2 separate regions of the Mus musculus genome follow, and region 1 is linked to region 2. The links are chromatin loops, found by intact Hi-C in ENCODE. Cell type or tissue: left cerebral cortex. All regions are shown on one strand. Links, peaks and the distances in the headings refer to the core of each region. The heading gives the core; the rest is flanking DNA.

Region 1 (15,880 bases), core at 4,053-12,052, 780 kb before region 2:
GTTAAGAAACACCTTGCCGGTTTGGGTTGAATAGGCATCAACTCAGGGAAGAGGGTTGTTTGTTCATCGAACTCACCCAGCAGATAGGAGTCAGTGGATTACCATGGCCAGCATGCGAGAGAAGCTTTTGCAAAGGTTTTAGTTCCTTTTCATCAGTGTTGCTTAAGATCTTCTTACTACAGTGAAACGGAGCATGAATCAAACAGAAAACAATTTTATAGTTTCGTTTCTTTTATAAGCAAGAACGGGAAAAATTATGCACTTACAGGGAGGACTGTGTGGGTGTGCTTGTGAGATGTATATTCTGAATTCTGCCATTTCCCTTCTTACCTAACGATGCCATTATACACACAAGACCAGGTCTCCTTCCTCATAGTATGATCTGTCTTTGGCTGTGGCCCTCCACAACTGGTCTCTGATTCCCAACTCCCCCCTTGCTCACCTGAGATCTAGCTGCTACAGAAGCAGCAGTTAGCAGAAGGCAGACGTCAGCCTTCTGCCTGGGATGCTCACTCCTGAAAGATAGCTTTGTCCAGTTCACTCCTGCACATTTCTTGGCCTTCGTCAGTTTGGGTTGACCCAGGAGGACTTGGCATTAGCCATGTGTGGGTTTAAGGCCCCTTCCTCTGGGCTCTAAAACTCCACTCTGAGTCTCAGAGCAATGTCCCCGGCCGGCCATGTGTTAACTATGCCCGGGCTACTCTCTTTCCCTTCTCCCAAAGATGCCTTTGGGCCATTCCCCAGCACAGGGTCTGGTACACAGTGAATCCTCTTACTCAAGTGCCATTGAATGTGTTGGCATTTGAAGTTGTCATCTTTTGTTTTCTTGATGTTGGCTTTGCTGCCTCACCTTTCTCTTACAGGATCTGTTCCATCCCACCTATCAGTACCCAGGAAGCATCATTAGTGACCAACAGAATATAAATTAAAATTATACATAGTTTTAATTTTTTATTATCAAATTAGAGAAAACTTTTAAAGATATACTGGTATTCTTCATTGTTTTAAGTATGGAAAAATAGAAGCTTCTAGATCCTGGTATAATGTTAATGGGCAGTCTATCTCACAGAGCATTCTGATAGACCTGTTAAAATTCTAAATGAGTACACTCTCTCTTTGCCAGAGCAGAGCCTGCATAAATACACAATATATAGTGTTCATGGTGCATTGTTTAAAAGTTGGAGAGAAGAGATATGCTGTCAAGAAAAGTTAAGTGAATTATGTATTTTCTATAGAAAAATACCACAGACATAAAAAAAAAAAAACAGAAAAATGCTACTTATCCATTAGTACATGCCTGAAGCTTGCTAAGCTGAGCATGTGTGAGGCTTTCTCTGTCTTTATAGTCACTGTAGTGTTTCCTATGGTTTTGTCTCTTTTATGCATTTTAAGTTTTCTATGACTTATTTTTTAGATGGCTAATTCTATTTTAACTTACTTTTTTTTTTTTTTTTTTGAGATAACACTGACATCAAATTTTACCATGTCAACAGCCTTGGAGCATACATTTCCATGACTTTAACCACGGTCAAAATATGTATGTTTTTACAATTACCCAGTTCTAAAACATTCTCATCACTGTAAAGCCAAATCAAACTAACACTTGCACCCCTAAGCAGCCAGTTTTCCCTTTCCTTTGATGTCCTGGCACTCACTGACTGATGGATGTGTCCTGGTGAATGTCTACACTCTGTATGCTTCATATGAACAGGAGTCATAAGGCGTGGCCTTCTGTGTCTGGCTCCATTCACTTAGTGTCCTGGTTTCAGGATTTACCTATGTGCTAGCATGTGACAGGTCATTCCTTTTCATGAATGAATGACATTTCAGTGCACGGACATACTATACTTTTATCCATTGGTTCATCATTAATGACAATTTAGCTTCTTTGAGCTTCTTGGCTATAGTGAATAATGCTTCTATGAACATTGATGCACAGATTTCACATGCATATGTGGTTTCATTTATGTATGTACCTAGGAATGGAATGGCTGCGTTACATAATTCTATGTTTAATGTTTTTGAATGGGTGCGTGTTTGTGTGTGTGTGTGTGTGTGTGTGTGTGTGTGTGTGTGTGTGTGGTATTTGTCTCTGTGTGTCTACCAGGATGTTATGTATTCCTCTGTCACTCTCTGTTATATTGTTCTGGGACAGGTCTCTCATTTATTGTGAGCTCAGCATTTTGATTGACTAGATGGTCAGCAAACTCTCAGGACCCACCTGTCTCCGCCTTCCATACATATGCAGCATAGTGAGAGGTTAGCAACAATAACATTATACAGAACAATTAAGATGATAGTCTACAATAAAATTGTCAGCATGGCTAATCTTGCACTTTCCGGCCATTAGTAAGTAGAATAAAGATTGCTTGAGCATAAGTGCTGTGATCCTTGGGTAGTTACTCTCATGACCAAGGTCACCATGGAAGGACTAGCAGGCAGGTAGCACATGCAGTGTACCTATGGTGAATGAAGAGCGGATACCTCGAGATTTCATCATGCTCTGGACTCACTTAGCTCTGGTATTTGGATTAAAGTTGGTCCTGGATAGTGGTGACCCTGAAAAGAGCAACCTTGTTATTATGCTGAGGAGGGCCAGCAGCACAGGACGGCAGAGAGTCACCACCTCGCTGGTTTCCCTGTCACTTCCCTCTTTGATGCAATTGACTTTTGACTAAATTCTTCTCTAGTACATTTTGTCCTTTTGTGTTTAATAGATTGCTTGTATAGTTTAATTTTAAAAGGTATTCCTTAAAACTTTAATTAAAACCCCCTTCTTACAATGAGAAAATTTCTTCCAGTCTTTTATTAGGACCCCCACGTCCTTCTGTTTCTCTGTGAACGTCTGAAGCTTGTCCAGGCTTAGCTTCTCTCTAAGGCTGGCACCCAGGTTTAACCTTCACAATTCATTTTAACTTGAGAGATACTTGAAATGGTTTAATTAAAATTTTAGCTGAGTAGTAATTGATTTATTGCTTTTCTCTCCCTTTATAACATGAAGGCTCCTAAGCCCTCTGCTTTATTTGATAGCCCTGTAATCTTTCCTGTTCACCAAGGATGTGGTCTGCAAAATGACCTTTCACTCCCTCCCTCTTGCAAATTAAGTCTCTGGCAGTGCTCCAAGCTGTGATCCAGAAGACAAAATAGCCAAATGGATCAAACATCAAGCTCGTTCTCCTTGGTGTGTGTGTATATGTGTGTGTGTGTGTGTGTGTGTGTGTGTGTGTGTGTGTGTGTGAGACTGTGATATGCAGTGCTTGGCTGTGTTGGTCCTATATGCATGGAGAGCTGGGTCATTGTTTACTGAAGAAGTTATGGGTCTTCCAAGAGCAGCATTTCATCTCCTAGCCCTTTGCAGACCCCTCAAGGGGAATGTATTCTTTTCCTTTTCATCTTTCCCTTCCTTTCCACTTCTGTGTTCACCACCCATTGACCCTGGGGCTGCTTTGTGCTTGGCTGCTATGCTAGATGCTGAGGGGTCCCAAGTGCTCTGCCTGTGAGCTGTTCCTCTCTGGTGGATGACAGGTACGTAAGAGGTACTGTGAATACAGTGGCTGCGTGCTTTGGAGGTGCTAAGTCTGGCCTGGAGATTATATGCTCTGGCTTGAGGGTAAAAGGAGGCTTCCTAGGGAAATTGATGTCAAAAATGTTAGACCTGTTATTGAATTAGAAAAGAAAAAAAACTTAAAAAAAAAGGGAAGGAAAGAAGATGACTGGTCCTGAGTTTGGCGCAAGGTAAATGTAAAAAAAAGAAAGAAAGAAAGAAAGGAAGAAAGGAAGAAAGAAAGGAAGGAAGGAAGGAAGGAAGGAAGGAAGGAAGGAAGGAAGGAAGGAAGGAAGGAAGGAAGGAAGGACATGACTGGTCCCAGGTTTCAGCAACAAATAAGTGAAAACAATAAATAAAAAGGGAAGGACATGACTGCTGCTAGGTGTGGTGGAGGAGGTTTATTATAGATAAAAGGGATACAACAGCCAGAGGCAGACTGTCTGGGAGAGTCCAGAGTGGTCATGACCCCGAGCCTTGTGAGGAGAAGGGGGAGGGAGAGAGGGGAACCAGGTACAAAAGCCAGGAGACCCAAAAGTACAAAGAGAGCAGGTAACCAAAATGGTTGGATTGTATAGGGAATAACATTCTAGCCCCTGGCCTGAAAAAGTTTAGGGTAGGTGGTAGGGTATATCAGCCAGGAGAACCCTGCAAAAAAAATAAGCTAGGGTCTGAGGGATGCAGGGGGAATCTGATGGCCAGTGCCTGCTTTGATATGTTAATTAAACACCTTAGCCATTTGTCCCAGCTTTGAAACCTGTTTAATGTTTTCTCTTCTGGATATTTGTTACAGATAAAGCCATTATCAATGATGTATGAGCATATTGCTCTGACATTGTTATGAAGTTCACTGACTAAGTCATTTCTGTTCAAACCCTACCTCTGCTGCTGCCTAGCCCTGTGACTTTGGGTCATGCTAACTAATCTTTGCAAGCCTCAATGTGGTTTTTTTGTTTGTTTTGTTTTTTAACCTATAAATATATTTATTTTGCTTTATATGTGTGTATGTGTCTGTGTTTATGTGTGTGTATGTGTGTATGTGTGCCTGCATGTATATCTGTGCATCACATGTGTGCTGGTACCAACAGACACCAGAAAAGGACATCACATTCCATAGAACTAGAGTCACAAGTTGTTGTGAGCCACCCGATGTGGGTGCCAGGAAACACACTTGCGTTCTCTGTAAGAGTTGCAAATATTCTTAACGACCGACCGAGCCATCTGTCTATCATGTTTCTGTTTTCTTGACTGTGTAGTTGGGATAGTGCTGCCGAGGTCCCATCCCTGGGGAGTAAATGAAGGAGAGCCTGTGCAGGGCTCAGCACGGTGTCTGTGGTGTATGCACAGCAGCATGAGTCACCATGGCTGTCCTTTCCACAGTACGTCTGATGAAGCTGCAGGGCGGAAACAGCTTTGGCCTTTGCCTTCTGATGCCTTAGCTGTGAGGTAGAACAGGACGCAGTCTCTTCCCACAGAGGAGTATGGCATTGTGCAGAAACCTGAAAGGCTCCTTCTCTCCAGGTTCTGATAAATAATTCATTGTCTCCCCTATTGCTTCCTAGGCTTTGGAAATAAATGTCAGGGAGATTGACTGTCAGGGCTCCCGCAATGCTAGTCTTTCCAGATTTTCCAGTATCTGGAGCTATACTGACTAGAGACCAAGCTGCCATCTAAGAGCACTGGGTGGCCATGATAAAGTCAGTGTGACCTTAATTCCACTTTGCTTTCTTGGGGTGTGAGCTATTTTAAAAGACGAAATCAAGGAAGTACATCCATTGAGTCAGAGTGAACAGGGATGCAGGCACATCTAAGAGCTACGTTATTTAATGATAGCCTGGTTGGAAAGGTAGTTCATTGTTTTTTGTTAATTTGAGATAGGATTTCCTTGTGTAGTCTTGGCTCTCCTAGAACTAGCTCTACAGACCAGCTTGGCCTCAGACCCACAGAGATCTACGTGCTAACTGCTGAGGTTAAAGGCAGTGCCACCTCCACCTGTAGTACTTTCTTAACTAGGATACTGCCACTCAGAATGCTATGGCTATAGGGAAATAGCATACAGTTGCCATCCTGTCAGCCATTTTTGAGTACACTGCCTACTGTTACAGTGGCCACATCTATAACAGGGGCTCTGTATAGTGGAAACTGATCTGTGTGCTGAGGAACTTGAGGTGGAAGGCTTGTATCCAGGACTGCTCAACTCAAAGGAATTTTCTCTGTACTATACACTGGGTCCATCCAGATGTTTACAGCTGACTATCATTAGTCAGCCCTGAGGGGCTTCAGCAGTAAGGTCTTTGGTAGAGAATAAAGACACCCACTTTCCAGCGCTACATGTCCAGCAAATGGTTCTGGAAAAAGTGCCCGAGCATCTCTGGGTCTTTGGTTTGTTTCCTACTGAGTGAATTATGTTTGGTGTACACATCTCACGAAGTTTTTTTGTTTTTGTTTTTTAAACAATAAAATGAGAGACTAGCGGAGAGTCTCATAAACTTGAGTGATGTACAAAGAAAAGGCCTATATTATTATTTTTTTTTATTTTGTTGGGCTGTTTTGTTTTGAAAACTTCCCCTTGATTATTTGTTTCTTTGCCAGGACTTTTGGCCTTGGATTTACAACGGTGATTTTTTTTTTTTTTTTTTTTTTTTTTTTGATAAAGAACGTTGAACTCACGGGCTCAGATACACAATGACTCTGGCCCCTTCTTTTGTTGGAGACTTAAAACACAAGGCACAGCTCCTTCTCCAAAAGCCTCACTGGCTATTGTCACCTGGTGATCCTTTGCTTCTTACCTGCTGACACCTCTCCACTTCTGTTTTAAGAACCAGCAAGACCAGGAATTAAAAGGCAGCTCAAGCTTCAGGGTTTGTAGAAGGAGGAGGAGAGGAAAAGGACATAGGGAACTGTAGTTGAGACCACATTCAATGTACTAGTGGGTGTGACAGTCTAGTGAGTTCATGGCTGGTCCTGCCTCACTAGCTGTTGGCAGCATCCAAGAGAAGGAGTTAAGATTTGGATGGGGCCACCTTCTAGGATGTGCATTAGGGTCTGATCTGCAGGGAAAGAAATGGACTTGGTGCAGGGGCCGGATGGGAAGACAGGGATATATATGCATGTTCATCAAACTCTGAGCAACTGCACTGGACACTGTAAGGGGAAGCAGAGGACAGAGTGGGTGCCCCCCCCCCCCCCAACCCTGTGTGTGCATGCATGGATGCAGGCATGTGTGTTTGTGTGTATGTGCATGCACACCTGTGTGTGTGTGTGTGTGTGTGTGTTTTGTGCGAAAGGGGAGAAAGCCCAGCATTGAGCTACCTTTTCTAGAGAGACATGACCAATATCTGTGTACCCAGAATAGAATAATGACATACCAGAGACATCCTTTCATCCAGGTCTATCTTGGTGAACCAGTGAGTTTCCTGGGCTCACTTGTAGGAGCACAGAGGAGGGGTTACTTACAGGGGCAAGCATGACCTAAAAACAGCTGCTTTACCAACTTGTCACACTTTGCATGGGTGACAGCCTTCCTATAATTGCATAGATTGAGCCTACCCTTCCTTTAGTCTGTTGCCTTCCATGTACCCTAGCACCTCCTGAGATCTGTGTAGGGTGGAGTGGGCCAGAATCTTAAGAGAGGGTTAATAGCCCTGTCCAGCCTCCCTTCTTTTAGGGATGGTGACAGCCTCAATCTTAGGAGGGTCTGGACAGTGTAACTATTCAAAGCTGCTCCACGTCTGAGAAGACAAAGGGATACATCATGCCTGGTGAACAGTGTTCCCCAGTACCTTGTCTGAGGATGGTGGGGCAGATTTGTTCAGAACAATGGACTGTTCCAGAGCTAGGAGATGATATGGAGACAAAGGACAGGGGCAGGAAGAACCTGGAGCAGAAGGCTAGAACAGAAATGAGTGGACAGAGTCACTGAGGACAGATGACCAGAGCTCAGTGGCAGACCGCGGCAAGGGATTCAGGGAGGAGCAGAGGAGGAACCCAGCCAGGTCTGTTCTGGTTTGACTTGAGGCTGCGTGCTTTTCTTCCCCGCTCCAGCATTCACAGCTCTTCATGAAAATGTGGGTAGTTGACAGCAGCAACTTGTTTTCAGAACTTAAATTATTCCAAGCTCATTTATGAATATTTCATTTTTAGCTAACTAATTGGTTTCGAGGATCTGAATTATGGATGTAGAGGACGGAAGATTAGTTTTGTCGCTGTTGTGTGTGGGAAGCTTTCAGGGCTGATTTTATTTCTTCCTTAAGCACCAGATCCCACACTGCTCATTAGTTCAGTTCATGTGGCTTTGTGGGGTCAGGACACTGGCTGAGGTGCTAAGGGACGTAAGGCATCATCAGGAGGAGGACTCTGCCTGCACAGAGCACCCAGTGTACTGGCAAAGAGACTCACAGACAGTTGGCCCTATTTCTCCTTGTGCTGTGCTCCCACTGTGTGTCACCAGCACATGCCAGCCCAGCGCAGAAGTGCCTGGAAATCCCTGGTCAAAGCATGGGGTTTACACTGAGTCTACCAGTCCTGCAGGTGAGGGCACAGCTCTCCACAAGACACCAGCCCCAGTTGAGCCTTTGAATGGCTAGCTGCAGTTTGGTGGACTGTTGTGACCTTCCTCATGTTTTACTTGCTAGAGAAACTTACAGAACACAGTAAGAGCCTCCATGTGGGACTGTGGAGGAGACTAGGATGGCTCACAGTGGAGCCTTGGGTTTCTCACCCAGGGCCAGGTTCATCACCTCCTCCTGTCCTTGGTGCCCGATGAGGTCAAGACTCACTCGGGAAGTCACTCTAGCTTTCAGTGCACCCAGCCTCTACTTCAGTCTGGAAGACAATACTGCTCTTGTGTGACCTCTACCCTCCTGAGATTTCCAAGCCCTTTCCCTCCCGTCCATCTGGAGGTCAGAGCTTCTGGGTCATATTTCAAAGTCCCCTTCACATAGCACCTAAGTCAAAGCTTTCAGGCAGTCATAGACATACCTATCAGGAAGGACGTAAGACCTTTAGGTCACCCAGGGCAAAGGCCATACCTCTCCATGGGTGAAATTTGCCTTGACTACATAGTTGCATGCTCAGAGCATTCAGAGAGCAGCTTCTGTCTGCGCAATAGGGCTTTGCTAGCCATGGGGTTAGGGCTGGGCCACAGACTTCAGTGTCACGTGCAGCTGGTGGGTGTGAGGTGGGTCTTTTATAGATTCTGCTAATGCTGCTTCTTGGATGTTAATTGCTGTTCCTTCAGGTTGCACAGGCTGCTGTAAAGAATAATAATAAGAAGTTTGCAAGACATTGACATAAAGGCTTTGTTCTTATTCCATTACTGGATTCCTTCCTTGAACCTTCAGTTGCCTGGTCCTTCTCAAACACAGTCTCTGTCCTTGGTGGGAATTAGGGCTGGCAAGGGGACCAAAGGGCTTTGGGATGTTGGCTGCTTTCTTTGTCCTGTCTCTTAGTTTGTCTTCATGTCTGTATTCACTGTGTCTTCCCATTTCAACCCACCCCACATGCCTTACGTGAGATGGATTGAAGTCTGAAATGGTCCAGACTACCTAGGCTGTAGCCTGGATCCTCAGGCAGTGCTGACCTGCGGTTGGCATTGTATCTCTGCAGAGGCTCTGCCCTACAGGGTGCTCCCTTCCCAGGAAGTTTCCTGTCCCATTCCAGTGTGCAGTGTCCCTGAATGCTTGAGGTCTGTTGCATTGGCTAGAGTGCCACAGTCATGCAGCTCTGCCCTGCAGATTGCTCCCATCTCCCTCCCTGCTTCGTGGGCTTGGGTGACTCCCTTAATTAAAGGGTTCCACAAGTTGAATAAAGTGGCTGGTGTTTCCTTTTGCAAGCCTCATCTTTATTGAGAGCAGGAAGAGTCCTCATTCCACAACCAAGCCTTCACGTAAGATGGTGCCAAACCCTAGACCCCTCAACCCTGAAGGGTTGTCCAGTGACAGCTCTAGCATTGGGGGTGTCATTAGTCTGAGGCCACACCCCTTCTTGGACTATCTCAGAGTCTTTCCCCAGCATATTGCATCCATAGAACTGTATGAGTCCCAGTTCACATGATTGCATGTGCAGTTCTACCCACTCCCTGCTTCATTCCATCGTCAGTCTGTAGATGAGTGTCTTCATGATGCGCACTAGTGGACAAGACTGCTTTGTAACATGGCTTGGAACTCACTCTGAAGCAGTTCTGATCATGCTATTTAAAAATCGCCAGGTCACTAGGCAACTTGAAAAATATTTTATTATCTTTCGCCCTATAATTTGTGGCTTTACATTATAATATTTTTTCCTCCTCTTTGCCAGGACAATTTGAGTCTTTGACATAATCAGAATAGTTGTGTAACTCATTAGGAGTGTGTTCCTCTCAGCAGTCCCTGAAACCCTTCTGCAAAGGAAGCTTGAAGCACGTTCTGAGCTCTGGGTTCACGTGGAAGCAGGGATTAATAAGGGACAGGATTTGTGTACTTCCAGCCACAATATGAACTTGTACCCCTTCCAGCTTTATTGAAGGAGTACATGCAAAGGTTTTGTCCAGTTGATAGTCTTGAAGCAGGATATTGCAAAATCAATTACCATTAGTAGATAGATACATTGACATTAACATTAAAGATGCTTGCAGCTGGTAATTTGGGGAACTGCTTCAGACCTCTTATTTTAATAAAACACATGACCATTCCTACACAAAGAAGCTAAGTGTAACTGTCCTGCTTTGTCCCCGCATGTGACTGCCTCCTGCCCTGTTGTTTCTTTTACAGAGTTTTTGGTTATGAAGAGAAAGAGAGGGAGGCCTAAGGGTTCCACAAAGAAGCCCAGCACTGAAGAGGAGGTGGTAGAAAACCTCGTGAGCCCCAGTGAGGACGGTCCCCTGGCTACAGAGGAAGGGAGCAGACTGGCCCCCAGCAGCTTGGAGTGTAGCAAGTGCTGCCGGAAGTTCTCCAACACACGCCAGCTGCGCAAGCACATCTGCATCATTGTGCTGAATCTGGGTGAGGAGGATGGAGATGCAGGTTAGTGGGTGAGGAGGATGGAGGTGCAGGTTAGTGGGTGAGGAGGATGGAGATGCAGGTTAGTGGGTGAGGAGGATGGAGATGCAGGTTAGTGGGTGAGGAGGAGGGAGATGCAGGTTAGTGGGTGAGGAGGAGGGAGATGCAGGTTAGTGGGTGAGGAGGATGGAGATGCAGGTTAGTGGGTGAGGAGGATGGAGATGCAGGTTAGTGGGTGAGGAGGATGGAGATGCAGGTTAGTGGGTGAGGAGGATGGAGATGCAGGTTAGTGGGTGAGGAGGAGGGAGATGCAGGTTAGTGGGTGAGGAGGATGGAGATGCAGGTTAGTGGGTGAGGAGGATGGAGATGCAGGTTAGTGGGTGAGGAAGAGGGAGATGCAGGTTAGTGGGTGAGGAGGAGGGAGATGCAGGTTAGTGGGTGAGGAGGAGGGAGATGCAGGTTAGTGGGTGAGGAGGAGGGAGATGCAGGTTAGCGCTGCATGCCAGGTTTTTATCACGAGCGGTGACAGCTAATACCTGCTTTCAGGCTTGTTGCTTGGGAGTGAGTGCTGTGTGCTTGATCGGGTCTCTCCTTCTGGTTCACTGGCTTCTTACTGAGCTTAGAGTAGTCCTTGAGGTGAAGATGTTATGCAGTAGGTCAGACCCATGGCATGCTGGTGAGGGAGGAGATGTGGGGATTATAGCAGTGGTAAAACTCTTGTCTCTACCTTGGTGAGTTCATGTGTTGGGAGACTGGGGAGCTTGAAGCAAAGTGTGGGCGGGCAGAAGGGCGGTCATCAAGAACATTCATTCTAATGTGAGCACAGTGGACCTGGACAATCCTGAGTGTGAGGAAAGGTGATATCTCAGTGGAAAGACAGAGCATAGAGAAGCACGCTGATTGGTCATTGATGACTGAAGACTAGACTGCTAGACGGTACCGGCTGTTCTTGGAGATAAAACAGCATGGGCTTCCTTTGGCTATGTTCCTGGCTAGACTTCAACTCTGAAGCAAATAAAGTGAGGCTGAGAGTGGCCCCAAGCATGACACGGAGTGGGTATTCCATGGCACATTTGCAGAGGGCCTTTTGGAAGGAGTTGCAGAGCTACACCAAGGGCACCTGCTGTGGGCCTGGGGTTGTTTGATGCTCGGGCTCTTTTCTGTCTTCAAGGTGGGCTGTGCTGTGCTGTGCAAAGTGTGCTATGGGGAGGCCCAGCATGTGTCACGTCTGACTCTGCCCCAGCTTTGCTATCCTGCTGCAGCTTCAGTTCCGTCATCGATAACTCAGGAATAAAAACTGTTCTTTCGTGTGAGTGCTTTGAGTATTAAGCGAGACAGGAGTTCTGTGGAGCTTAGCATAGCAATCGCCGTGTCAGAAGACCCAGTGTACATTAGTGCTGTTAGCTGTTCTTTCCATCTCGTTCTAGCACGTTTGTCCTTCTGTGTTCTGAGGACAGCACACTTCGACACTGAAGAGCAAAGAAATCTGCTTTTGTCTGTTAGGTAACAAGAGGACCTGGCCTTTGACCCCAGGCCACTCTCTTGAATTGCTGTTTTGAAATGTTTTGTACTGTAAATGTCTCCCACTGATGTAGTAAGATGCTTGGCACGCAAAATCTCAGCACAGATAGGATGGATTATTAAATAATTCATCAATTTATACTAACAGGTGTTCAGGTGGGTGGCCGAGGCTCATTGCCTGCACCTGTGGCAGCTGATTAAAACATCTTTCCAATTCCCTGAAGAGCTCCCGAGATGATCCTGTGGCTCTTGCCACTTTGTGTGCTTAACAGAACCCTGACACAGCAGTGGACTGGCTGCTGTCCCTCAGTGTGAGATGTCAGTGTTTAGGCGGGAGGGAGGCGTCTGTATCTTGACTTGGAACCTAAATTCATTTGGAAGGTTTTAGGGAGAAGTTGCTTAGGGTAAGGTCATACCACCTCTGAAGCTGAAACTTAGACAGCCCTGGCTCTGTAATTCACTGATGTGGGTTACGGGCATTGCTGTTCTCTCTCTGTGTTTCTTCTCCATCTCCCCGGTGTCTTGTCTTTTTTACATACTATGTGCAGACACATACATATGCACAAACACCTACAGCTCCTCTCTTCTTTTCTGCACCCTACCTAATGCTTGTTACGCCTTCAGCAGCTCTGGCCAAGGCAGCCTTTCTGGTTTCTGCTGGTCCTTCGAGAACTAGTTCTCTGCCGTGAGTGCCGGTGGCCGTGGCTCCACATCTTTGTCCTGCCATGCCCCCAACTTTTCTGAAGATGCTTGGGATCAGGGCTTTCAGTCTTTTGCCATACTGAGTTCTCCTTTCTGCCTCCCAGACCTAGGTCTGATTTTGGGGCACAGTAATAAGTCCTTATATAGCTGGCCTAGAACCTATCTCTATTTTGACACCTTGTTATGTGGTACTGTGGCATCTTCAGTCCCCATATTCCAGTGTTGAGAAGCCAGGGCACAGTCAGTGACAACTTGTGTTACTATTTTTCTTGTGGATTATAAACAACTTAGTACAATGTCTTTATGTATGTGTCTGTGCATGTGTTTAAATTCTTGACGGTAGGTCTGCCTAGTCAAAAATTCGTTAGTACATTTCTCCATAGAAAACTCATACCAACTTATGGCCAGTAAAGGTCTAGGAACAGCATTGGATGTTTTAACTTTTGGGGTGTGTGTGTGTGTGTGTGTGTGTGTTTGTGTGTTCATGTGTATACAGATAGGCATGGGAAGGTGAAGAGATCCTCAGTTATTGACCTTCAGTGTCTGTCAACTAGCCAGGATCTCTCAGTGGCTTTGAGCTCTGTATTAGCCAAGCTACTCTAGAATCACAGACTGTATGGAATGATTTTACAGTGGCTACCCGTGAACAGAAAGTCCAAGAATCTGGTAGTTGCTCAGTCCCACTAGGCTGGGTGTTTCAGCTGGTCTGCTGTATACACTGGAATCCTGAAGTAGATGCCAGTGCCAGTGAAGAAATGAATGTGCTAGCCAGGTGAGGGAAGGCAGGCAAAGAGCAACAACTTCCTTCTTCCATGCCCTTATATAGGCTTCCAGCCGAGGGTGTGGTCCAGATTAAAGGCATGTCTTCCCACTTCAAGATCCAGGTCAAAGGCTTATGTCTTCCTACCTCAAAGATCAGGGATAGAAGTAGATTTATCCACTTCAGACCAAGTAGAAAATCTCTCACAGGCCTGCCCTCCATTTCTGAATTATAGTTTATTCAAGATATAGTCAAGTTGGCAACCAAGAGTAGGCATCACAAGCTCACTTTGTCAGCTGGCTATGCTGCCTGGCCAGAGAAGCCCAGGGCTCTGCCTGTCTTTGCCGTCCATTACTGACATTCTAAGAGTGCTGCCTTGCTTGTGTTTTGAAAAAGCTTCTTACTGTGGAGTCTGGGGTGAACGCTGATCCTCGTTCCTGCAAGGTAAGCACGATACTGACTGTGCTGGCTCCCTCGTCCTGTGGTTTCCTTTTTACAACACAGGAAATCCCGAGAAGGCAAATATAACTGACTCTATGAGTACAGGTAATATGCCTGTGACACTGCCCAGGAGGAAAGACCTTACTCCACCCTTGGCCCAATACATCTTGTCAGGACTCTTCTGAGATCTCCTTGCAGTTTACAGTCTAGCAGATACACTTTTAGAGTTTTAAAAATTTTATTCCTGTTTATATGTGACTGTGTACCTGGTGTGTGTGTGTGTGTGTGTGTGTGTGTATCCCTGTGTCTGTGAATACTTGCCACATGTATGTGGGTGCCCATTGGAGACAGAAGAGGTCATGGGATCTTCTGCAGCTGGGGTGACAGGTAGTTGTGAGCTGTCGCACATGGGCACTGGGAACTGATGTCGTGTTCTGGAAGAAGTGTATGCTTGTAACCGCTGAGCCATATCTTTACAACTTTTTATTGTTTTGAGAATTTCATACATGAGTATATGATATTTGCATCATTTTTACACTTCCTTCTCTCTTTTTCAACTCTTCCCTCACCTCTGTCTTGGGGCTCATGCCCTCATCTTGTATAATTATTATTGTTATATACATGTACACGTGGTATTTGTGTTTGTGTGTGTGTGTGTGTGTGTGTGTGTATGTATATATATGTGTGTGTGTGTGTATATATATATATATATATATACATATATATATATACCCATATATACATATATATAGGTTTGGGGCTGACCACTTGAGACTGGATAAGCTATTTGGAGGTCTCTGGAGAAAGTTGATTTTCCCCCTCTAAATGTTTCCTAACTGCCTATAGCTCTTCACTTAGGAGTGAGGCTTGGAACATTTCCACCATCCTCTTGGCTCGTCACCTGGTATGGTAATTATGAATGTTGTTTTAGGCAACCGTAGTTTTGAGATTTCACAGGTGCGGCATGTCTATCATGTCTAAAAGATACTGCTTGCAGCAGGCATCCTGGTCCTTTGCCTCTTCCCATCCCTTATTTCGTCCCCATCTTCTATAGTTGTACTGTAGATATGTAACTGAGGGTGAGCACCTCAAGGTCACTTGTTCTTTGCATTTTTGATCAGTTGTACATCTCAATAGCAGCCTCCAACTGCTGCAAAATGAAGCTTCTTTGATGAGGGGTGAGAGCTACACTTTCCCATGGATATAAAAACAAGTGTATAGAATATAGCAAGAAGATATATTGATTTAGGGACATGGTCGTAGTGGTTTCTCCTTTAGGGTCTGTAAGCTCTCAAGCAAGGGATAAGTAGCCAGGTGTACAGTATCAGGCATTCCCTCTTATCGAATGGCCTTAAGTCTAATCCATTTGCCTACAAAATTAATGATGGTTGTTTTTTAATAGCTGAATACTATTCCATTGTGCAGATGTATCATATTTTTAAAATGTATTCTTCAGTTGAGGGGTATCTTAGATTGTCTCCACTTTCTGGATATTACGAATAAGGCTGCTATGAACATACTGGAGCACATATCCTTGTGGGATGGTGAGACATCTTTTGGGTATATGTTCAGGAATGGTATAGCTGGGTTTTGAGGTAGAACTATTTCCAGTTTTCTGAGAAACTGCCAAATTGGTTTCGAATGTGGTTGTACAAGTTTGTACTCCCACCAGCAATGGAGGAGTGTTCCCCTTGTTCCACATCCTCTACACCATATGCTATTACATGAGTTTTTGGTCTTAGCCATTCCGACAGGTGTAAGATGGAATCTCAGAGTTGTTTTGGTTTGTATTTCCCTGATGACTAAATACTTTGAACATTTATTTAAGTGTTTCTCAGCCACCTGAGATTTTCCTCTGTTGACAATTCTCTGTTTAGCTTTGTACCCCATTTTTAAATTGAGTTATTTTGGTTGTTGTTGTCTCAAGTTCTTTAT
Region 2 (15,880 bases), core at 2,527-10,526:
TATGAATAATTATTTGCAGTTCCTGCCTTGCCCACAATGATGGATGCTAAACCTCACATTGTTAGCTGAACTAAACCTCTTTGTCCCTAAGATTCTTCAGGTCAGGGTGGTTTGCCACAGCAACAGGAATGAATCAGAATTGATGGTAATGGAACAGGCTGATGATCACTGAAATGGGTGGCAGAAATCGGTGATGGTGTAGTGGCCATAAGTTAAAACCAACCTTGGTTGATATTGACACTGTTCTTATACTCACACCTAGAAATAGACTACTACTACTACCATCTCAGGTTGCCAGATAAAGAAGCCATAGCAGAGAAGAAATGAATGCATTAGCCAAGAGACAAAAGTCTAAGTTCCTCATTTTTAGAGCATAGAGCATTACAAAACAGGTTGGATTCCAGATCCCTGAGATAGGTTGGAACCAATTCCATAGTCAGGCAGAAGAGTCCCTGGGTGAAGGGTGCTTCCAGAGCCCTTTCTTCTGGAGTGCAGACAGGTCTTTGATGCCTGAAGACATCTCACAGCACAGATCTGTTAGCAACAATGGGAACTTTACTTCTGCATTAACAACAAAAATCTCCCTGTGACAGTTACTGGGGCTGTACAATCTAACCAGTGACCAGAATGGGTGGTGTCTTCCTACTCAAAGCAGGCTATACCCTGCAGGCCTAGAATTATTGTCCTCCCTAAGGCTCTGAGCCCAGATACTTCTTTAAAGACTGTGTCTTATGCAGCTTCTAGAATCCCAGAACAAAGCTAGAAACTATCAAGAGGAAAGTGATGTGGGTGGAGCTCTAGGCTAGCATCTAATTCTTAAACATACATACCTGTACACACTGCACATATGCATGGAGACACATTATACTATCGTAAGTTCAAAAGGGAAAATGGAGGCATGACATTTGTATATTCTCTCAAGAAAAATCATTTTTACTATGGTATTAGTGCCAATGTCATTTGCAAGGATACATGCTAGGTGAATAAATTTACTAAAGTGGGCTGTGTAAAATAATATAATGTCATCATGGCTTATGTCACATCACCTTTGGGTATTCTCTGGTTCAAAAGAAGGTCACAAGCCACTACCACATACACAAGGGAATGAAACACACAGGTCATGAAAACCAAGAGCTACCTTAACGTTTGCCTATCTCAGAAAAAAAGGAGATATGTCTATTGGTGTTCTAAGAATCAGAAATTAAGGGAAAGTTTAAGGCAGAGAAGGAGGAAGAGAGAAGTGAGACAAAGACAAAGATACAGAGAGACACACAGTGACAGAGAAAGACAGAGAGACAAAGATTCATTTCTGATTTGCCATAAGTTTTCTTGGGTGCCTCTGAGAGCTAAAGAGTCTTAGGATTTCAGTCAGGCAGCTGCAGGTCTGGGTAAGTAGACAGTGTAGCTCTGTTTAGAGGTCAGCAGGTCCAGGGACAGTGTTGATCTCTTTTCATGTGCAAAAGCAGGAAAGACCAGTGCCCTAGATCAAAGCTATCCAGCAGGAGTAAATTGCACTTGCTCTCAGGAGTTCTGTTTTTGTTCCCTTAGGTCATAAACTGACTGAACAAGGCACCCCTGTATGGGGGAGAGAAATCTCTGCAGCAGCCCACCATCTCAAATGTATTTTTTCATCCCAAAACATCCCCATGCATCAGTGGTCCTAAATCTTGCTAATGCTGTGACCCTTCAATAGAGTTCCTCATGGCGTACTGACCTCTATCCATAAAATTATTTTCTTGTGACTCCATAACTACACTTTTACTACTGTTATGGATTATAATATAAGTCACCTCATATGTAGGATATCTGATACGTGACCCCTGTAGAGGTTACAATCCACACAGGTTGAGAACTATTGCAGTAGATAAACCAAGAATAACACATGGCTAAATAGTTGGGTTCCCTATGACCTAGTCAATTCGTAGGAGTTAAGCATCATAACGAGGTTTTCCATGTAGAGGGGCAGCTTATGAACAGTAGCATCGAGCCTGGGTTAGGGTGAAGCGTGTGAATCAGCCTGGGGCAATGAATAAAGAGACACTCACTCCTAAGTGCAGGAGTAGCCGTTAGGAGCAAAAGCCTGCTTACATAGTCTACTGTAGCATACACATTCTATTGATACAGTCTCCAAGGATCTAACAGTGTGGGGGGGGGGGGGAGGAAAGAGAGTGTGTGTGTGTGTGTGTGTGTGTGTGTGTGTGTGTGTGTGTGTTTGTTTGTTTGTTTGTTTGTTTGTAAAACCTAAGTTTTGTATGTAAGAAAATTTTAGTTTAGACTTTAAAACATCCCAAGAATTTGCTACTCATTGCTCATTGGCTCTTTTAGAAAAGCAAAATTGGCATCAGGATGGGTAAGCACGGAGAAAGCCATCTCTGAGTACGTAAGTGGACAAGCAAGAGTGTAAAAGGTTGGTGGCTGAGGGTAAGAGATTAAGAATGGTTGCCATCATGCTTTAGAGGTGGAAGAACTGAAATTAATAACAAGGCAAATTCCTGGATGTTTAATTAGTAAAGTGTCTGAGATAATTTGGGTGTTATGAGAATGGTTGAGATAAAAAATGAATTTGGAATTTGTTTCAAGAATGATTGACAGAGTGTGAATATTGGAAATAAAGATTAGCAACAGAAAGGAGAAAATTCTTGTGCCGTATTGAGAGCATGTAGATGGTTCATTTGTTCTCAGAAGCCTCCTTCAGACTGTCCACATCAGTAAGAAGGAAAAGGCTTTCATATGGGTGTGCTAGTTTAGTGTGTTCTTATAGAAACCTTTTCTTTAAAGAAAGAAAGAAAGAAAGAAAGAAAGAAAGAAAGAAAGAAAGAAAGAAAGAAAGAAAGATATCAGGCAAGATAGTTAGGAGTCTTAGCCATCTCCTAATGGTTATAGGAGAATATTCATGATGAGAATTCCAACCTCACATCTCTTCACAATATGGTATAGTACACATGAGGTGTTGACATAAAGAATAGCAAGTCACTGGGTATTGAACAGCAGAAGATACGAGACAGTCTGGTCCAAGCAGGTAGGATGCAGGACTTTGAGGAACATTCAAGCAGGCAGCAAGTCCAGTGAGCAGATTCAGGTCTCTTTATCATGTTTTGACCTTGAAAGCAATCAATTACCTCTTGTGTACAACATCAACACTCTCTGAGGTGGAAGAGGTCTCTTCCAGTCGTGACAGATAGCCACATTGTGATGCCCATTTCTCACTGGCTTTTGTTTCTCTCAGTGTGGGTTAAGCTCTTGGAGGGTGGCATGTGCTGGGTCATAGTTATTCTCGGTTTTTCAATGCATCTATTGAGCTAATGTAAATGGAAGGAAAGTGAGTTAACAAAAATACGATCTAAACAGCATACAATTACAAATGAGCAAAGGATACCATCTCATTAAGATCTTTTTCTAGAAACAGCAGAGAAATTCTAAAAGAAAGGAGATGAGGGTTGAATGAATGTGTTATTGAGGACAAGGATCCATCCGGTACCTATTTTGTTCTGACACCCTGCAGCCTCTCTCCTCAACAGCATCTCACTAACTCTGGATAATACATGGGAAGCATCGTTACATTATTTTCATTTTCTCCCAAAAACCGAGGGCTCCAGCAATGTGACAGAACCTGCAGAGTTGACCCAAGAGAAGTAAGGCCAGGTGAAAAGCTGGCTGCCTCTGAGCTATAGCTCCCCACTTGCTTTCTCTGCCACACTGGACTGGTGCAGCCCCCCTCTGTTTTCCTGTATTTGATTTCTCCTTTGTTTCTTGGGCCACAGCAACTGAACCATACTCTACACGCCCATTTCCAATTATAGCCTGCAAGTCAGTGCTTCGGAAAATATAATTTACTCTGTTTTTCCAGTGAGACCAAACAGAAAACACAACTGTGTATTTAAATACTCATTAACCTCTTATAGTCCCCCTCTCCCTCTCCCTCTTTTTCTTCCTTCCGTCTCTCTGTCCCAGTCCCTGCTTTCTGCTCCTCTTCTTTTTTCCCCCCCTTTCTTCTCTTCCTCCCCCTCTTTCTCTCTCACTGTAAACTCAGAGTGCCTACATTTAAACATCTCACTAGGTGTCATATGAAGCTAAGACTAATAAGAAAGTGTGTGTGGCATGGAGGGCTCTGAATTGCTTTTCCCCTTAAGCACAACCTTCATCATGCCAGGCTGTGTCTTGATTCAATGCCACTGTTTGACCTCATCACTTAGAGGTCTCCAGTACCTAGCTGTGTAGCTGTCCCTATTTGGATTTCACCTCCTTTAGAGAGAGCAGGTCACCACAAACCTGAGTACTAAAGTGATTTTCTCTCTGAATCAAGACATCAAAGGTCTTCCCATGATGAAGTTTGTCCAGTCCATTTTACAGAAGGCTTGATCAGGGTCCCTTTAATGTCATTTCCAATGGCCACATTACTTTCTATTGTCTGACTAGGAAGGTTTAAAGGGTATGAGATGTGAAGGCAAGCATACTGTCTGATGAACTTTGTGCCTGTACCTATACCAACTCAAGGGTTATTTTCTTAACAGCACTGTTACTAACAGTAGCATCGTTTTTTCACATTGTCTCCAATCAACCACTCAGCCATAACTCCTTCATTTTCATAGTTCTCTCCTCCATGTTGAGACCCTGTTCTACATCTAAATTATTTCTTTGCCCACTTGGTTATGGAATAGTGATGTCACCTTAACCTCAGAATGTCCTGAGGATACACACATCTGTATCTCTCACCAATCTGAATGTTCTTTCGAAAAGTACTGTCCTTTGCTGAACCTTTTTATGAGATTAGCTTTATACAAGCTTAATGTATGATCTGGAAGAAATATTCAATGGCAATATCATCAGATGTTGTTACAAAGTTCCAGAAGGAAAGGCAAAAAGACTATTGTGTGGCAGGTAGAGAAAAACAGCAATGTCTGGATGATAAATGAAATTGAGAAGTCCAATAGAGAAAGGAAGGGATATGTTTTTAGGATTGCAAGAACAAGTCAACGCTATCTTTTGCCAGATACCTCTATATGAATAGGAAGGAAAACTTCACCACCACATTGCAATAATTTCAAGAGAACAGAAGAAGGAAAATATATTCATGGTAGAGTCAGTAACAGGGCCTGAAGCACAGTGGGCTTTCAGAAGATAACTGCTTGTGATGATTAACTTTAATTATCAATTTGACACAACCTAGAACCATCTGGGAAGAGTCTCAGTGAAGGGTTTTCTACATCGGATGGGACTATGGACAAGTCTGTGAATGACTGTATTGGTTTTTTACCAAATTAAGGAAGATCCAGCCTGAGAATAGGAGGCACCCTTCCCTAGTTTGGGACCTGAACTGTGTAAGAGCAGAGTAAGTTAGCTGAGACCTATACATTGTTTCTCTCTGTTCTTGGCTGTGGATGTAATATGATTATGTGCTTCAAAGCACTGCCTTGATATCACTGCAAAAAAAAAAAAAAGAACTATAACCTGGGTAAACCAAAATAAACCCTTTTCCAAAAGAGTTGCTCTTTGTTGGTATAATGTATCATAGCAACAGAAATGAAATTAGAAAAATGCTAGTGAAGAAAAAAATAACAGGGTGAATACAGAGACCTCAAGAAAATGTCCTGAGGACATTGTTCTCATAATCTATAATCCTTCTAAAAGCATAAGAAAAGCACTTAAAAACACAGTATGACTTTTAAAGGCATTCAATTAGGTGATCAATTATATTAAGATATAAAATATATGATAATGAGACTGTGCATCTCAGACACAATCAAAGGAGTTATATTTTCTTATCACCCCTAGAATTTCAGTTCTTATTTTCATGCCAAAACTGTTTACTAGTGAACATGGAGGTGACCCATTTCTTTTACTAATTTACACTTATCTAATTCCCTAGTAACTAATAGTCACTCATTTATTCAGTGGACATTGACAGGGGTCTACAGTAACACATGCCAAACAGAATATTTTTTCATCAGATAGCAGAGTGTCCAGGATATGCAATTATGAGGAAGATCAAAGAGTGCACAGTGTCAGCAGATCATCTGCTGGGTGGAAACAGACCTGCATCATCAACCATTATAACTACACTCATGGTGACTGTGAACTTTGAAGGAGGGATTACTTGGGTGATATTAGTGACAGTAGACTTGGCATTATGGTTAACCATAGGCTCCATTTTTTCCTGACCATATGAGTTGGCCACTAGTCACCAGGTAGGTCAGAGATGTCTGCCTTTGGGCATCACTAGAAAGATCAAAAGGCATTCTAGTAGGGACTTCTTTGCAATGTAAGTTCAGAGTCAGGGCCGAGAGCCAGTGGAAGTGAAGCAGGAGAGCAGCTGTCACTATTCTCCAGAGTCCATTAGGAATAAAGTAAATACTTTTTGAAGAAATGAACACACCATGTGTTTTGTGGACTAGGTGGCCAGAATGGAGGTCAGTGGTCCCCTTTGAACCCCACCTATCCCTGCTGGACTCATTCATGCTCTGATTCCACATGCACCAAAATTCCTTTCTTCAGTCTTGCTATCTGTCAACTTCCACAAATCTCATGGAAATCACATCAAGATGTATATATGTATATTTAAAATGCATGCATATGTGCATGAATGCATATATAGGGTTAAAGCAATATATCATTTTAAGTTTTAGTCCAGAACACTGTGATCAAAACTGCTTTTCCCCTCAGATTGAGAATTAATAAATAAGAATAACCATAAAATAGCTAAAATTAAAAAAAAATCATTGGGGTTGGTTTGATATTCCTTCAGAAGGACGAAACAGAAAAATCCCAAAAGCTAGGTATCTTTTCTGAAGAGTTATTGTTTAAAAGCTGACCTCATGTTTTGTAGAGTTTGGTGCTGTAGCTTGTAAACACCTAATGCATCTAATAGTCATCACTTTTGACACAAAAGAGAAGACTCACCTTAAAGGTTTTGTTTGATACCATGAGTCCTCATTCTGTGGAATTTGGTTTTTCTTTTTACTACCTAGCACCAGGCCTTGCACTGGCAATTATACAGTGATTTTTCACAAGGTCCAGTAGGTGGCGCAAGAGAGCAGGCACTCTGGCCAGTGGCTACAGTGAGGCTTTGGACAAGTTGGAAGCTGACACCTGAATGTTAACTGTCCTCCTCAATTAGGTCAGTCACACATCCATTCAAAGCACATATTACTTCTGTAGTCCTGGCTTGAGGTTTGGGCAGATACACTGACTCTCCGAGTCTCAAAGAACAAGGCCTGACTAGAATTTACTACCTATACAAACATCTTAAAGTTCCATTCTTTTAAGGGACTATGGAGGACGGGTAGATCTTGTTAGGTAAGGGAAATGGAATGGTTATGGATGGATAGGGGGGAAGGATGGAACCAGAGAATCAACTTGGGAGGGGGAGGAGAGAGGGAGACAAAGGAGGGATTATGGGAAAGACAGGGGGACCATTTGAAGGGAAACCTATTATAGTAGAAGCCTCCTAAAATATGTGCATATATGAAGACAATGTAAATAAAATATCCAAGTAACAGGGAGAGAGACCCCCAAGTGAAGATCTCCTGTCACTCAATGAAGCTCCCAGTACTATGATTGGCTTACATCTAATTGAGTTGTTGGTTAAAAGGTTTCCATGAGAACCTGCACACAACCCAGGCTGTTGCCAAGAGAAGTTGGCTCTCCACAAACTGACAGCTAAAGACAACACCAATACAACTCGGGGAACATGAAGTTGAGTTGGTGTCTAACACACAGCCTTAATCCCTATGTTCTGGCATCTTTGCTGCAGTACAGTAGTACTCTGTACACTACCAAAAGAGACACAGAAACACAAACCCAGCCACAAGTGCTTTGATCTACAATACTGTTGTGCCTATGAGATATGTTAGGGCAATGGTGGCAGAAAGTTTCTGGGAGTAACAAGCCAACATCTAATTTGACTGATTCCATCAGATGGAACCCTTACCAATACTGCTTAGGTGATTAAGAACCTGAAATACACACACACACACACACACACACACACACACACACATGCGCACGGGCACGCAAAAATGTTCATTGCAATGAGGCATTGGTCATTGGTCTGTTTCAAGGCCTCTGGCTTCTGCTACATCATCAATACTGTACCCTCACTGAGACTCCTCTTGGATATCCTGTCGTTACCCTGTGTCACGGAGAACCTGCAGCTTTGGCTCTGCAGGACTGGTCCCTTCATGAGCTCCAGCATTTTATGGATGGAGTCGATATCTGAATAGGCCAACTCAAAGCCCTGGATCTGGGCCTGGGTGGTAGCTGAATTGCTCTTCTATACTTGCACCACCAATGCCAGCTTTCCAGCCCAGGTGAGAGGAGGGTCTCCTTCTGTGCATCTATGGACATCCACATGGCCCCAAGCAGCAGCCTAGAGCAGAGAGGTTCCAATGGCTTTAAGAAGTAACATGGGCCATGAGTATCAACTCAGACCTCTACTGATGCAGAGTCATGGACCCATACTCTGTGGCAGCATGGGCCTGAACATCACCATGGCCTCTGGCAACAAGGACAGGATACTCACATCAGGCTGTTTCTCACTATTCTCGTGTCTCCACTTTAGTCTTTCTTCATAGTGAACAAACAGCTCCTCTTGTCTTTCTCTTTCACCTCTTCACCGTGTACTTGACCATTGTATTGGTGACTGACCATGTCACATGGAGATAGTTACTCTTAAGCTGAGGTTGACCTGGGAGTTTATTATGTAGCCCAATCTGGCCTAGAACGCTTAAGGATCTTCCCATCTCAATGTCCCACATTACAATCATGATCTACCAAACCTACTTATGTTAGAACTTGTCTAGTCACTCACTCACTCACTCACTCACTCACTCACTCACTCATTCATTCATTCATTCATCCACTCATTCACTACTTGTTTATTCAAAATATAAGTGTTCCGGATACTGGCACAGGTAAGTTGCAATCAGTGGCTTCATTTAATTATGTATCCAGCACCAACTACATGTAGATCTCTGCTGACTCATGTGCCCATTTCATGGAGAAAAGGCTACAGAAACCATAATCAGTTTATCACATCTCATCTAGTGAGTGAAAGCCTTGTGCCTGGGCTTCAGTCTTTGTGGCAGCTATGACTGAGGAGGTCTCCTTCCCATAGCATCTTTGACTGCAGACAGCGCTTTTCTAGAACCAATGATGGTTTACTTAGCAAATGCATTCATCACTAGGTATAACCTCTCAGGCTATGATAATGGGATGTTTTGAGAGCCAATTCCTCCGTAGATTCTGGCTGCAGCTCCAGTTCAGTTACTAATCATTGTCTGTTTTGTACAGACCCTGGCCAAGCTGTGGATGCACCACCTGGCAGATTCACACAATGGTCAGATAGGTCAACACAAGATGAGGTTTACCTCATCAACATGAGATGATGTCCTCAAAGGCATCAGCCAGGAGCTGAGCCTCTCAAGAAATAACATTTTGCCAAGGCTATATGCTATGCCTGGTCATAAATCACCCCTGATGTAGTAGCTTTCTGTCACAGTGACAAACATCTGGTGAAAATCAACTTAAAGGAGACAATAATTATTTCAGCTCACAGTTATGTGTGTGTTGATGATGTATATACTTGATTCCACATCAATAGCTGTGCCGTGGCAGTAGTCATCAGATGTTGGCAAGCCATCTATGCAGTTTTCTTCCCTCAATATGTTTAAAGAGCAGGATACTAACAAGGGTCTACCCTATACTGCTGTCAACGGAAAGAAAATATCAAGATGGTACCAAGACTGAAAATGTGTCAACTCAAGAGAATAACAAGTGGTTAGTTTTCTGATCTTCTCATGTTAACTTAAGATGTTTATTTGCTAGTAGATGAATCTTTTTTTTTTTTAAATTAAACTATAGTCTGGTGTGCTGGTGTGTGCCTGTAAACCAGCACAGGAAAGTTAAGGGAAGACAAATGGAACCCAATGCCAGTGGAGGCTGGGTAGTAGGACTGGCTAAAACAAACAAACATAGCAAATAATTTGACATGTAAAACAATTTTCAATAGCTAAATATCAAATCATATAAAGTTATTTTAGAGCATTAGCAAAGGACTTTTTGAACTTTTGCTCTTAAAGAAAGAATTCCAGGTAAACGAATGCATCAGGAAGAGAGCGTTCTGGGCGTTGTAATGCACACCTTTAATCCCAGCAGTTGAGAGGCAGAGTCAGGCAGAAATCTGTGAGTGTGAGGCTAGCCTGCTCTATATAGTAAGTTTCATGGCAGCCAGAGCACTATGGTGAGACTCTGTCTCAAAAAGCCAAAAAGGAAAAGAAAATCAGAAAAGAGAAAAGAAAGTGAGCACATAAAAGCAACTTCACCACAGTGTACCCTACAAAGAAGGGCTCCAAACTCCTGGCTTGGTGCACAAGAGTTTTGGGTGAATGGGAGGGTGCTGAAGAGACTTATTCCTCCAACTCAACTATGGCACTTTGAGAGTTGGAGGTGGTTTCAATTGACATGTGATAGCAAATTTACCACAAAAGTACCTGTTCTGGACACGCAGAGGTCTTGTGCAAACAGGAAACTGTTAGGGATGAAGAATACATTGCTTTTCTCCTTCTTGATGCCATTGTATGTCTCCTGAGTGCCCAAATCACTGATGTGCCAGCCAGGTCTGCTAAGAAACAGTGGCTTTTCAAGCCTTCTGGTGCTATAAAAGGAGGTCTGGGCACCACTGGTCTCTGGGGCTCCTTATCAGTTATGTAATCTGACGCATTTCATGAGCTTCTTTTAAACCGTCTGGTCATGCTCAGGTGATTGTGCTTATGGGCTCCTTGGCCTGAAGTGGGATGTGCCTCTGTGAGGACACCGAGTACCCTGATCATAGTGAGGTAGCATGTCTGTGAAAGCCGACAAAAATCCCAGCTCTGGACAAGCCCAGAACAAAGTGTCCACTTCAACTACACATCTTGAAGATGTAGCCTAGGGCACATTTCTGTCTTTTGATTGGCACTTTATTTCATCCCAACCAGGAGAAGCTCTCTTGAGGCTGTGTCTGAAGGATGAGTGTCCATTGTCCAGGTAATACCCTGTACTTCTCATTTCTTCCAGGGGAGAAGAGAATGACTACATCAAAACCAAAGATAAAGGCTAGGCTCAGAATACCTTGCTTTTGGCGCTGCACTGTTTAATGAGAGAGCATTGAATCCCTATTCTTTTGCCATAAGGAAGGTGGTGAGTTAGATGTCTTTTCTGTGGCAACTGCCCTATATGAACTGTATCTAATTCCTCCCTGAGAAGCATCGTGGAATACCTGGAATGTGGTGGTGGTAATATGTGTACATGAATGTGTATGTCCAAGTGTGTTTATATGTGTGTGTACGTGTGTGTGTGTGTGTGTGTGTGTGTGTGTGTGCATCTGTGTGTGTATGCATCTGTGTGTGTTTAAAAGGTTGTACTGTGAACTTGACACAAAACTAGGCATAACAGGAAAGAGGGATCCTCCCTATTGGATTGGCTATAGACACATTTGTAGAGCATTTTCTTCATTGTTAATTGGTATAGGCGTGTCCATCCCACTGTGAGCATTGCAATCCCTGGACATCTGGGCCTGAGTGAGTGGTATAAGAAAGAGAGCTGAATGAGGCACTAAGTAGATTGCCTGGTGGTCAATGAGGCACCATTAAAGTCAAAGGCCAGAGGAGCAGCCTCAGTACCAACTCCCTGACCATATCTGACCACACACCTTGGGCAACTCACAACTTCTTGCTAAGCTTCCTCCATGCCAAGGTTCCAACATGTTCACTCTGAAGATGGGGTAATGGAAATGTTAATTACCAAGTCACCATCAAGAACCTGGTTCTCTCTCTGCCACCTTGACCTCCATAACAGGATTCCAGACCTTATCAGAACAACCACGGGAAGACAAGAGGAAGCATAAATTCCCCAGTCCTCAGCAGATACCCTTTTTGTCCCTGTTGAATCTTTTGCTCATGGTGAGATGTGATTTTCCAGCTCGGCTGCAAATGAGTGATGTGGGCAACAATTCATATTGGTCATTTCTGAGGATCTCCTGTTTTCTCTGTCTATCACCATAACAACCAACATTTCGTGAAAAGAGGAGGGAGCTCACTGCAGCCAGAGTGGGAAGCCTACAAACAAAGCTACCCGAGAGAAGTCAGTTTTTCACAGACTATTTAGCCTCACAGGGACACCTGATCCCCTGGTGTGGTCAGTTTCTTTTTCTGATCTCCAGGTGTTGTCAACATTTGCATACTGAGGGCATCACTCAAATGCACACATTCTTTCTAAAAGTCTATAGCTATCAGATTCCTGCAATAGCTCAAATAGAGAAAGATTTGAAGTGCATGCTATAAGCCAAGAGGATGATAGAGTTTTGGTATCTTAACCCCAAATTTTGGTATCTCCGGCCTGTGGCCTGGAGAAATGAAAGCTATCATGGAGGAAGGAATGGATCCTTCTAAAATTACCTCTATGTACATAAATGTTGTGAACTGTCTGTCATCTTTTCTCACTAGAATACCAGAATACACATTTACCATATCAGTGGCTGCATCTGGCACCTCTTTCTCTGGGTTGCTTCTGCTTAAACTACAGCAGCAGACCCACATTGCAGCCAATAGAACAACTGACAAACAAAAGTAATCCCTGACCATGAAACTCGGGGATGGATGAATCTTTCCAAAGGGGCATGGGACATGGGGCTCTGGTGAGTAGCTGCCAGCCCAGCACCCATTAGTTTACTACTGTGCTCCCTGCAGAGTTCAGATAGAGGCTAGAGGACAACTCTAGGCTCTTAAAAGCTCAGCCACGTGGCAATCCTGGTAATGGCCTGTGAGCCTGCTGCTGTAATTTAAGTAGAGCACACGGAAGCATCTCAGAGCATAACATTCAGGCACTGACGTGATAAATGTGTATACTGGTATTCTAGTAAGAAAAGATGACAGACAGTTCACAATGGAGCAGAAGGAACAGTGTAGACTCAGGGACGAGGATTATGTTAGCTTTCCTCCCTTCTTTTGTAATAGTGTCAGAGAAATCAGGGCTCTCTGGTCATGTGCCAGAGCTTTATTTTGGTGCACCTTGTAATACATGTCAGAGGTACTGTAGCACATGAAAAAAACAGACACTGGCAGGCAAAGACAATGATAAGCCACATGTGTTCCTGAGAATGGTAGAAAGGCCTGAATAATCCTGAAGACTTAGGAATAAAGGCAGGCAGCTTCCATCACAGCCTCGACCAGGATAACGTTCAGTGGCCAAGACCATTCCTCAGATCATCTACAAAAAGGAAGAGCCATTGCTTTATCTTGAACCTCCCTCCAGAAATATGGAAGCAGAGTTCCTGGTGGTTAGGGTTTTGGGGGATTTGAGGGTTGTTAATGGGGCATGTGCTACACATAGCATACTTCTCTGACTCAGATGAGATGACATAGAAGCTCCCAGCTTTGACAGGGAAGCAGGGCCACAAAGGTTTCCTGGTAGGTTATAGGCTTTGGTGAAAGGAGCCATGCCTCATGGGGGTTTAGGTTCAACAGAGCTTAGCTGTGGGAGGTATGAGCAATGGAGAGAGATGTGGAAAGCAAGCTCAAGGATGCATTCTTGATGAAGTCTTGAATTTGGTGAAAGTCCGTATCATCTATAATAGAGACATGTGTGCCTTTTAAATGAACTCTCTCAGTGAAATAAGATAGTCTATTGTCTAGGCTATACTCATAGTCTTATATTTCAAGAGAGTGGCAATATAGTCACTCAGGGCTAAGTTTAGTCCCCACTCTTCCTGTGAAATTTGAACAACCAGGTGTCAATCCCTTGCTTTAACAGAGAAAGAAAGTGATGAGTTTTGTGTGTGTGTGTGTGTGTGTGTGTGTGTCTGTATGTGTCTGTGTGTGTCTATGTGTGTCTGTGTGTGTGTGTGTACACATGCATGTGTACAGGAGCACATGTTTGTGCAGATATGTGGAGGTCAGAGTTCAGTCTTTAGTGTTGTTCCTCAGGTACTAGCTACATTGTTCTTGTTTTGTTTGGGGTTTTGGGTTTTGTTTTAAGTAGTCTCACACTAGTCTGGACCTGACCAAGTCTTTCAAGCTGACTGGCTAATGAACTCCAAAGATGTGCCTATCTTCCCTTCCTCAGGGCTAGGATTATAAGCATATGCCTCAATGTCCAGCTTTGTTACATGGGTTCTGGAAATAAAACTCAGGACTTCAGTCTTGCACAGCCAACTATTTACTGACTGTGCATTCTCCCCAACATGAGGTTTGATATTTTTATTTAAGCAAAGCAAGTTTTAACTCTTTAAAAATGTGAGGGTAAAGAATGGGTACAAGAGAGCCCCATGGCCTTTCTTCACCCAAAAGCCAACTACCCTTCTATTCAAGCACATCTTAAAAATACGCTTCATAAGAATCAGAATGTGTGCAGTCGAGGTGTCACAATGAATGCCTTCCTAGGGAGAATGGGTTGGTCATATGGCTTCAGAGCTTGGCCCGGCCTCTGCACTTCTTACTGCCTACTATGATGGTCATGGAGAAACAGCCACATGGTCTCAGATCCAGATAAGCTCTCCTCATGCCTAGTTAACTCCTCCCAAGCTCGTCAGCTCTCCAGTGCTACAACACACAACTGAGATCATCATATTAGAGAAAGGTTATTTGTCTGATATTTCAGAGGTATCTGTCCATGATCACTTAGTTGGCCTTGGTGCCCCTAGGGCCTGTGGCAGGGTAGCACATCATGTTAGGGAGTGAGCTATGAATCAAAACCACTCACCTCATAAACAAAAGAAAAGCAATGTTCTGGGGTACCTTACTCCCCTTGAGGGTACCCCTCCAAAGACCTAGTCATTCAACTAAAACTCATCTTAGAAGTTCTACAACTTTCCAATAGTAACATTCTCACAAACAAGCTTTTAAGCCAATCACTGTTGGGGATTTAACACCAAAAGATACCTTTTCAAAATTGTTTCATGATTCTTTAAACTGTCTCTATGCACCAGGCTGGACTCCCCCAATCTCTGCACTATCACACTATTGTAGCGATCAGGTACTTCTCAGGGGTTACATACTTCTTCACTAGCCCTGATAAAGCCCACTGGAGTGCCAAGCTATGACTCCAAAGATTTTCCCAAGGACCTTTGAGCTACAGATCCAATGAAGCTAAATGGCTTTCCTTGTTTCCTCCATAAACTCAGTCAGCATCCTTATCCTGCAGAATCAGCTAGGACCTGACTCCCAGAAGCCAATTACCTCTTTACTCCATCCCAGGTAACGTTCCCAGGTAGTACCTGCCTTTTGTCTTTTAATTATATGTTTAAAACCAACATCTCACAGGATTAAAGTAACCTGAGAGGGAAAGGAATTAAAGAAATGTTGGCCAAAATATTGTTATCGGTATTTAAGGTGTTTCCTGGAGTAGATGGTGACAGCATGGGAGATGGAACATTCAAAAGATATTTAGAGAGCTATGTGGTCCATAGGAAAGACCCTCCCCCCAAACTTCTTCCAAAATGTATGAGATAGGCTGTACAGAGAATGGTGAATATGCAAGTGGCAACTGGCTTTGCAGAGTGCTCCAACCATCTCTCACTGAGATTACTGGGATAAGATCAAGACAGTTTCTAGTTCTGACTCAATTCCTTGGGATGCTGTGTGATCCCATGTCACTCCTGTCAAAACCAGCATGCTACCTACCTGGTTTTGTAAATAAAGTTTTCTAGGAACACAAACAGGTTGTTTCCCTGTGTATTATTTCTATCTGCATTCACACCACAGGGCAAGGTCGAATGCTTGGGACAGAGACCTGGTAGCCAGCAAGGCTGGATTGTGCTCTCTTGGGTCCTTGAAAGTTTTCCAGCATAGCTTTAATTCAGTTTTTTTTTCCAGGAAGGCGCTTGAATCTACTAGTTTTCAGAGAGAAA

Evidence for each region. Hi-C counts contacts between places; a loop is a spot of excess contacts. Peaks named below come from ENCODE experiments on the same cell type or tissue, not always from the same donor. Only the 100,000 strongest peaks of a DNase experiment are listed, where the experiment ranks them.
Region 1: it touches region 2 in a loop (4-fold over the local background); 4 of 42 quality-filtered maps call a loop at or near these places.

Annotation. Positions count from the first base shown.
Region 1 is chr15:68,207,258-68,223,137 of GRCm38, reverse strand. It overlaps Zfat (zinc finger and AT hook domain containing), which reads left to right. Exons shown (of 16, transcript NM_001145888.1): 3 at 10,294-10,545. Among named protein-coding and RNA genes, the nearest start is that of Zfat, 44 kb to the left of the region's middle. In left cerebral cortex, for the core only: no CTCF peak of the experiment used is centred there; DNase peaks (open chromatin) are centred at 4,865 and 7,583.
Region 2 is chr15:67,425,637-67,441,516 of GRCm38, reverse strand. No RefSeq gene overlaps it. Among named protein-coding and RNA genes, the nearest start is that of 1700012I11Rik, 210 kb to the right of the region's middle. In left cerebral cortex, for the core only: a CTCF peak has its summit at 7,018 (motif pointing right); a DNase peak (open chromatin) is centred at 7,026.